Regions from separate parts of the Homo sapiens genome. Here all the other regions are linked to region 1. The links are chromatin contacts, found by Hi-C in ENCODE. All regions are on one chromosome and are shown on one strand. Each heading gives the region's core, a stretch centred on a gene start or an enhancer-like site at or near the end of the contact. The rest is flanking DNA. Distances are from core to core; before and after follow the strand shown.

The links. A loop is a pair of places that touch in the nucleus more often than their neighbours do. Pooled maps may share reads with other maps.
Region 2: a loop to region 1 is called in a map of B cell, with 17 times the contacts of the local background. The contact joins the promoter of USP53 here to the promoter of BLTP1 in region 1. A Hi-C loop is called at or near these places in 4 of 168 maps with a recorded cell type or tissue (B cell, CD4-positive, alpha-beta T cell, CD8-positive, alpha-beta T cell and 1 more), 1 of 37 single-sample maps with no recorded cell type and 7 of 50 pooled maps.
Region 3: a map of natural killer cell shows a loop between it and region 1 (10-fold over the local background). The contact joins the promoter of ANKRD50 here to the promoter of BLTP1 in region 1. A Hi-C loop is called at or near these places in 2 of 168 maps with a recorded cell type or tissue (naive thymus-derived CD4-positive, alpha-beta T cell and natural killer cell) and 8 of 50 pooled maps.

Annotation. Positions count from the first base shown.
Region 1 is chr4:122,151,022-122,153,616 of GRCh38, forward strand. It overlaps BLTP1 (bridge-like lipid transfer protein family member 1), which reads left to right and starts at 1,310. Exons shown (of 88, transcript NM_001384125.1): 1 at 1,310-1,563. RefSeq lists an enhancer at 601-1,402 and silencers at 1,225-1,414, 1,485-1,564.
Region 2 is chr4:119,211,368-119,213,962 of GRCh38, forward strand. USP53 (ubiquitin specific peptidase 53) reads left to right here and starts at 1,346. Exons shown (of 19, transcript NM_001371395.1): 1 at 1,346-1,506. It overlaps LOC101929762 (a long non-coding RNA gene), which reads right to left and starts at 1,277. Exons shown (of 3, transcript NR_125931.1): 1 at 1,160-1,277. RefSeq lists enhancers at 264-838, 961-1,080, 1,412-1,985, 1,691-1,740 and a silencer at 1,211-1,340.
Region 3 is chr4:124,711,387-124,713,981 of GRCh38, forward strand. It overlaps ANKRD50 (ankyrin repeat domain containing 50), which reads right to left and starts at 1,346. Exons shown (of 5, transcript NM_020337.3): 1 at 1,072-1,346. RefSeq lists enhancers at 754-1,319, 1,320-1,885 and silencers at 833-1,072, 1,223-1,602.

The sequences.
Region 1 (2,595 bases), core at 60-2,559:
GGCCATAGTGAACTTCCTTCTCTCCTCTCCCCTCTGCTACAGTGCAACTTAGTTTCAGTTTAGTTTTTGATTTGGGGAACTTGAACCATCTCTAGGTAATTTCTAGTCCAGAGAACTTGTACTTGCACAATGTCCTTCTTGGGCAAAATCCGAAGTTTGGCTGTAGCAAATTTGAATCCTTGTGGTGGTTCCCTTATTACAAAACAAAGATTGACTAGAAATCTTCCAGATGTTGAAAAAGACAACTGAAATTAATTTCTTTGTAGAGGGGCAGAAATAAACTCTAAAGAGTTAATTGACATAAGGCCAGTACCAGTGTCCAGGTAGCAGAAGGAAGTAACTAAGACAGTGCATGCTTTTCTCCTTTTGGTTTTCATCCAGTCCTTCCATAAACCACTTCTGTCTGGGCCTCTATTTCCTTATATGCAATAACAGTTAATTGTTGTACCTCGTGTGTTTTCTGGCATTATCTTAAATTTGGTTTCATATCTGTTCCTTTTGAGGTGAGAGTGGAACAGCCATGTGGAAATATTAAGGTTGTAGTAAGTACCTCAGCTCCGGAAAGAAGTCAGAACTAGAGATTTAGACATTTGGAACTTCAGAGGCAGTATACAGTAATACTTTGGAGCCACATTTCTTGGGTCCAAACCCTGGTTCTCTAGCAAGTTATTTAACCTCTCAGTGTCTTAGTTTTTCAATTTGTGAAATGGAGATAAACGGGGATGAGAATAGCCTCACAGGATTTTGGAAGGATTAGTCAATAAGCCCTGCTAAACACTGTTTACTATTGCTAGTATATAGCGCAGACAAATAAATATCTGCGACATTCCTCTAATTCCAAGAAGTCGTTTGCCTTGGTTCACCCGCTAAATAATATTAAGAGCCTTTCTCTTTAAAAAGAGGAGCAGCAAATTACTTTTCATTAATATCATCAGCATAATAATAGACTTAGTTGAGAGATTCAGCGTGGCAGCACTTCACACAATCGAGCTCTCTTATTGATCATGTCATAACAGCATCTCTATTTCTTAAGGACTCATTTCACGTCATACACCCATCCGATGCTCCTTTTTCGTTAGCCTCCGTCTCCTAAGTGGGCTTATCTGTCTCCTGCTATCAGGAAGGCACTAACTTTTCCTTTGGGTTGTTAGGGTAGCAAAGTGATTTTCAAATTCAGGGTTCTGGCTCCTTCTGCAGCCCAGAGAGGAGGAAACAGGGCGGGACGCCGCCGGATTCCTGGGCAGGGCTTGAGTGGCGCACCTCGAGGCGCCGGCGACGCTGGCGTGTGACGTTGCTGCCTGACGCAGGCGCAGTGCCGCCCGGCCTCGGTTGGGACCCCTCCCCTCCTCCTCCGCCCCCTTGGGTGTCGGTGGCTGCGGCCAGGGTCTGGACCTGGGCGGCGGCCCCGGGCGGCGGGGCTAAAGGGTGTGGGCACCGGCAGAGCTTCGCAGGCTGCATCCGGCTCGGTGCTGCTGCCGTCGCCGCCCCTGCCGCCGCCCAAGGCCCTCGGCGTTCCCCGGAGAGAGGCCAGAGGGATTTCGGGCTGCCTCGGCACTCGCCCAGGTGAGGGGATGGGCCGGGCCAGACGGGGTTGAGGTCGTCAGCCCCTTTTTCCAGTGTCTCTGGAACTCAACCTGGTCGGAGTCTGAGAGCTTTGGCTTAGTAGTGGCTGCCTGCGGCGGCGACTCCTTCATATTCCTTTGCCATCCTTACCTACAGCCCTGGCACCTATAAACCGAGGGTTGGAGGTCAGTGGCAAAGTCTGGAAGGGCCATGGCAGTCGGATGGCTGGGGACTTTGATACAGGAGCAGTTCCTGCGGGTGATGGTAAGGCGCTCCACTTGCTGGTGTGTGGACTCGGCAGGAAGGACCGTGCACCCGCAGGCTCGGACTGCAGCCTTGCCAGCTGCACTGGGTTGTAGTAGACCCCATGCTGCTTAATATAGGGTCGGTTGACCGAGGGCGGGGAAGCCTTGGAACAACCCCCGCTTTCTTCTCTGGGATTGATGTGTTTTGTATTCTGAATTGGTGCTTGCTGCACTGCACTCTAGAAGACTACGTTTCAGCAGAATTTCCTATTGGTCAAAGGAAGGTGAAGAGAAGTTGATTTTTCTTCCGGAGAGTATTAGTTGTTGTCGTTTTTTTTTTTTTTTTTTTTACCTTCCTGTTGGCCTTAGTGTTGACGTTTGTTAAAGGTAAAAGTTCATGTGAATTTCCTTTTTAAGGAAATCATGGGCTTTATAACTGTCTAAGCGCCTGTAAGTTTCAACCGGTTTAGTGGTTTCTGCTTTCACCCTGTGCATAGCAATGAAGTTGTTTTATTCCAAGTTAAATATACAAAGTATAAAAATAGATGAATAACCAGAATACTTTGTAACTATTGAGTGGTACATATAATTATGTGCATATATTATCACATTTAATCATCAAAACAATCCTATAATGTAAAGTCTACTATTCCCATTTTCTAGATGAAAGAACAGAATAGACCTACAAAGTAACATGTTCAAAGTCAGAGCTGTGACTGAAACCAGGTAATCTGACTCGTTTGCAGTCCCTTAGTCAGTATGCCATACCAACTCCCAAGCACCCTGT
Region 2 (2,595 bases), core at 96-2,595, 2.9 Mb before region 1:
AAGAAAATGGAGTGCTGGCGAACAGAGACCACGCAGCGGAAAAACAGTATTTAAAGTGCACCAGAAAAGTAGCTGCAGAATGAGGAGAAAATGACATTAGAGAAACGGAGGGAAGAGTTAATGGTGTGCTCTTATTGTTTTAAAAATGCAGAGTAGGATCTTTTTTTCCCCCACCCCTCCCAAAGTTTTTAATATTTTGAGGGCAGAAACCACGGCTTTATTTCATCCTATTTCTGACAGTGCCTAGTTCAGTAAAGGGAACATAGTAAATGCTCAATAAATTCTTAATGATTCAGCCTCAGACATTACAAACGGGTCCTATTTGTCTCCTGTATCAACGACCAATATTTCTTCCCCCTCTTTCTTCAAATAAACTTTTAGAAGTGCCTCTGGGTTTACTGAAATCCATTTTTACAATTAGTATGTTCAACTTACACCAGCTTTGGAATGAGTTCCAAAACCTTCTTTATTTACTTGAGAGATATTCGGTATCAGTGACGATGGGTTTTTCCTTTACTACTATTCCTAAGAAAGGTTTATTCAAAATCAAAGTTTAGCCCAATTCCCAGCAGTACCTTTTAACTTAAAACCTGTTCGAAAGCACGGCAAAGAGGCGGACAGACTTTTCTGACAATCATTAACCAGGTCAACAGACTTATTAAAGCTATCTAATTAAAGGCAAGAAACAACTGCTTGGGGAATACACATTCACGCCACAGGAAGCCATTTAACTGCAAATAGATCGTCTAACGACTCACGGAAATCTAAAGGAAACTGCGTGTCCGCATGGGGTTCTGATGCCAAACTACGGATTGTTCTCTCAGGTAACACCTAACCTAAGTGAAGTCCTTGGTGGATCCGCGTTCTTGAGCTTAGAAAATACCGAATGAACTACCAAGAGCACCAGAATAATCGCCTCCTCCTGAAGAACTAGCCTCTTTCTCACCACACCAGACAGCACGTCCTACAACCACCTTTCCCCCAACAACCAAACTCCAGCGCCAAGCTGCCGCTTTTGCAGAAATGTTCTATCTCTTGGTCTCGCGCGATCTCGCGCCTCCGAGGAAGCCAACTGTATCGCGCACGCCATCAAATCCCCGCGGGAATAGAATTCCGCAGGTCCAGAAAGCCGGGAAATCGCGAGCGGAGGCGGAGTTACCTCGGTGAGCGTGAAGGCGGAGCCCGCTCCGAGGGGCGGGCTCGAGGCGGGGAGAGGGGCGGGGCTCCAGGGACCTGTTGATCGCAGGTGTCACTGGCCTGACTGGTCCCTGGGTATTGGGGCGTATGCGCATGCTCCGCTCACAGGGTCGGGCTCTGGGCGGCGGAGACCAGCCGCCTGTGCTCCAGTTCCCGGTGAGCCTCGGTACTGTGGCAGCAGTCAGTGTGTCTGGCGGGTGTCGGCGTGAAGCGGGGCTGGGCCAGCGGGAGGTAGCTCTGTGGGAGTGGAAGGCCTGTATTTCTCTACCTGGACCGCACGCTCCTCGCGCAAGGAGGGTAGAGCTCAAGGTAAGTCTCCGAAACTAGCCCTCTGGTTGGAGATCCAGAGACCTGCGACCCCCGCGGGCCTGACCGGGACACTCTCATTCTAGCCCCAGAGCTCGTCTCTCCCCTCGCAGCCCGGCGACCTCCTATGGCCCCGGCCCTCTGGGCACACACACACTCTCTTTGCTGGGCGGTTCAGACGCCAGAGGTCACGCAGCCCTTTCGCCCCTTCTCGCCGCGTCTGGCGGAGATGCCTCTGGCCAGGCTGGAGGCGCTCGCGAGGCGGGAGGAGGTGCTGTACTTGTTGGGTCCTGGATGTTATTGCTGCCGTGTTTGAGGGCGGCGACAAGCTGGAGTCCTGCTGGGATTGTGAGTAATACCCTTACTTGGCTCCTGCCCCTGGCTGTCCAAGCCACATTGCCTCGCCTGAGCACACAGTTTTTTACTTAAAGGGGTCCAGGATGGTTATGCTCCCTCCTTGGAGAAGAGAGATGACTGGACTCGTGAGATTCTTGGGGTGGTGGTTTCTCAGTGGTAGTGGTGATGTATATAAAGTTAATGTTTAGCTTCTAAAGGGCGGCTTACGGGGCATTTACCAAACTATTTTTAAACAGTGTTGGAGAACAGGAAGTACTTGCACAGGTGTAATAGGGAGGGTTTCTAAAACCTGCAATCTGAGGATGTTTTGAGGTTTGTAACCCTGCTACAAGGTTTTCTTTATCAATGCAAAGTATGCAGGGAATTACCAGTTGGACAGCAAAGTTTTCCGAAAGTTTCCTTATCTGGAAATAGATATATATATATATATATATGTGTGTGTGTGTATGTATGTATGTATAAATATATATATTTGCAAAGAATATCTAAGGCTATTTTTGAGGTAGGTTTAATAGTAAACTTAACCTGTAGTCCCAGCTACTCGGGAGGCTGAGGCAGGAGAATTGCTTGAACCGGAGGTTGCAGTGAGCCGAGATCGCGCCACTGCATTCCAGCAGGGGCGACAGAGCCAGACTCCGTCTCCAAAAAACAAACAAACAAACAAAAAAACGCAGTACACTTAGGAAGGTTTTTGTGATTAAGATCTGATTCACTTTTAGTTATTAAAAGAAAAGG
Region 3 (2,595 bases), core at 96-2,595, 2.6 Mb after region 1:
CTTCACCTTTGGCACTTTCAAAAAGTTGGACAAAAACCACTGAAATAATCACATTCTCCCTTCTGCATTTTTCTTCCTCATTGTTATGCTTCCCAAACAGCCACATTTTAATCAAGTTACCCAAGATTTTTGCAACTTCACCATAGCAAAGGAGGGGGGGAGAAACTTTACGCACATACAGTAACACCCTTAACTCCAGGCAAAACGCTCATTCACAGTAGACTGGTAGAACAGCGCCAGCTAAGGAAGCTCTATTAACTTACACAGTCCAGTCAGTCAAGGACTGTCTACTCCTCCAGCCACACTTCTTTGTTGATAATGTGCAAAAATCTAGGGGAAGATTACCAGGGTTGCAGCTGGATGGGAAACGGTTTAAAAAAAAAAAACAAAAACGATGGGGGATGACTGTTCTTATAAGAATGATAAAGCAAACACAAGTAAAATGTGAATCCTTCCTTCCTCTGGGCCAAGGATGGAGGTCAGGGATAAAATCTACCAGTCTGGCCGGAGAAAAGGCTGCTAGAGAGAAATTCCTTCCAAGACAGGAAAGGGATAAAGAGTAGAGTGCTTCGGTGCTGGTGGGTGTCTGCCCACAGGTCCGGCCTCCAGTTTCAGCTGACAGACAAAAGGAACTCCGGGATTCCCAGCGCCGGGCACCACCTTGGGTTGGAACCGCCCAGAGGAGCCACAGGGGAGCCACCTCAGAGAGGCCACGAGCGAAGGTGCAGCCTCCACACCGAGGTCTGCCCTTCCAGAGGCTGGGAGCGCCTCTGCACCCCGCCCCGCACCGAGATTGGGGTGTGTCTTTTGAAGGGGGAGGGGGTGACTGAGGTCCTTGCCAATCCCAGACGAGGGGTCGCCTCCCGGTCGGCTTCCGCCTCTGCGCTCCCGCCCCATGCCCCGCTCCCGCTCCCACCCGGCCGACGGCGGTGCGAGGGAAGAGGGCAAATCTGGGGCTCGAGGCCGGAGAGGGTGGGTGGTTGGGTCAGGTCCAAGCCACGGCCTCGGCCTCCCAGCTTCCAACCCGAGGGAGGGGCCTCGCTTCCACCGCCGCCGCCGCCCCCCGGTTACCTCGGCCCCAGCCGCCGCCGTGGCCGCCGCTGCCGCTGTTAGGGACTCTCAGTCTCAGACACTTGCTTCGCTGAGAAGTCGCTGCCAGCAGCGCTCCCAAGACTCCACTCCAACTGCAGCCGCCTCCTCCGCCGGGCCCGGGGCACGCTCCCAGCTCCGGATCCTCCTCTTGGCCCCCGGCGGCTGCCAGTTCCAGCTTTCCCAGCAGAATCGGTCGTGCTCGCCCCAGCCCCCACCGGCCAACCGCCGCCGCCGCCGCCGTCAGGGCAGTAACTGTCTCAGGCAGCCCCCGGCCGGCCGGCTCCGCCCCGCCCGCCCAGCCCAGACCCCGCCCCCGCCCCCGCCCCCGCCCCGCCGCTCGGCCTTTCTTTGCCCGCCGGCTCCGCCTCCGCGTCCTTCCCCTCCCCCACCGCGCTCTCCCGCAGCATCCCGTGCCTGGGCGTGTGCGGCCGCCTGGGACCCGCTGCCGGCGCGGCGGGGAGACCTGTCTCGGGGCGGCGTGGGGGCCCCGCCTTTCTCAGGGGAGGCGGAGAACGGGGCGGGGGCTGCGTTCTCACGTCTCCGAGCTCACGCGAGTCGTTGCCCCCACCCTCCCCGTCACCACTGGGCCCTGATCCTTCCTTTGTCTTCCAGGCCGGAGGGACTCGCCGGCTGTTGGTGCCGTATCTGCTCCTGGGAGGGGCAGTTGGGTAGGGGGAGATTGCCTCTTGCCTCTCTCTGCTCAACCCTTTTGCCTCTCCCTTAACCCCGTTGCTTCCAAAGCCACTTCGGGCCCCGTTCTACCCCTCAGTCGTCCGGTCTCCTTTCAGTCCATTAAATTCCAGGGATGCTTTTACTTTGGCTGGGACGAAGAGAAGGAAGGAAAAGACTGGGAAGAATGTTGCGAAAATAGAAATAGTGGGGGTATACAGCGACATTCCTACCAGCCTCATGAAAAGGACGTGGCCTCCATCAGATGGAGGTTGACAGCAGGCTTGACTGGGTCTCAGGCCCCTGCTCCTCAGGGCCACTTGATCACCCGCAGCGTCCACTAGGGGGGAAGGTCTTGGTCATGTGGCGTCAGGAAATGCCCTAGAGGGCCTGCTCACAGGGGCCTGTTGGACTAAGCATGTCAGTTGTTTGCACTTACTGGACCTGAGTTGCTTAGATTCCAAATTTCTCCCGGGAAAATAAGTATACCGTCAACTGATGGAATAGGAAATGTAGCATTTTTTATTTTAATTGTTTATGCTAAAATCCAGAGTGCTCTATTTCCCATTCCTCATTAACTTGCATGTGGTTATTTGCCAAAATATTAAGCCAGTCTCCCATCTAGTTTTAGAAATTTCATAGTATAGCTATCACAATAAGAAAGATGGATAAACAAATAGATCGTGTTTGTGCTTACTCTTTCATATTGTTTATTCGTGCCAATTGAGGTTTACTGATCTTAGTATTTAATTTTAATTCATGTACCCTGAATTTTGGGCTTCTTTCCTAAAACACAAGCAAAAGAGGCAGAGTATAAATTCTCCAGAATTAGGG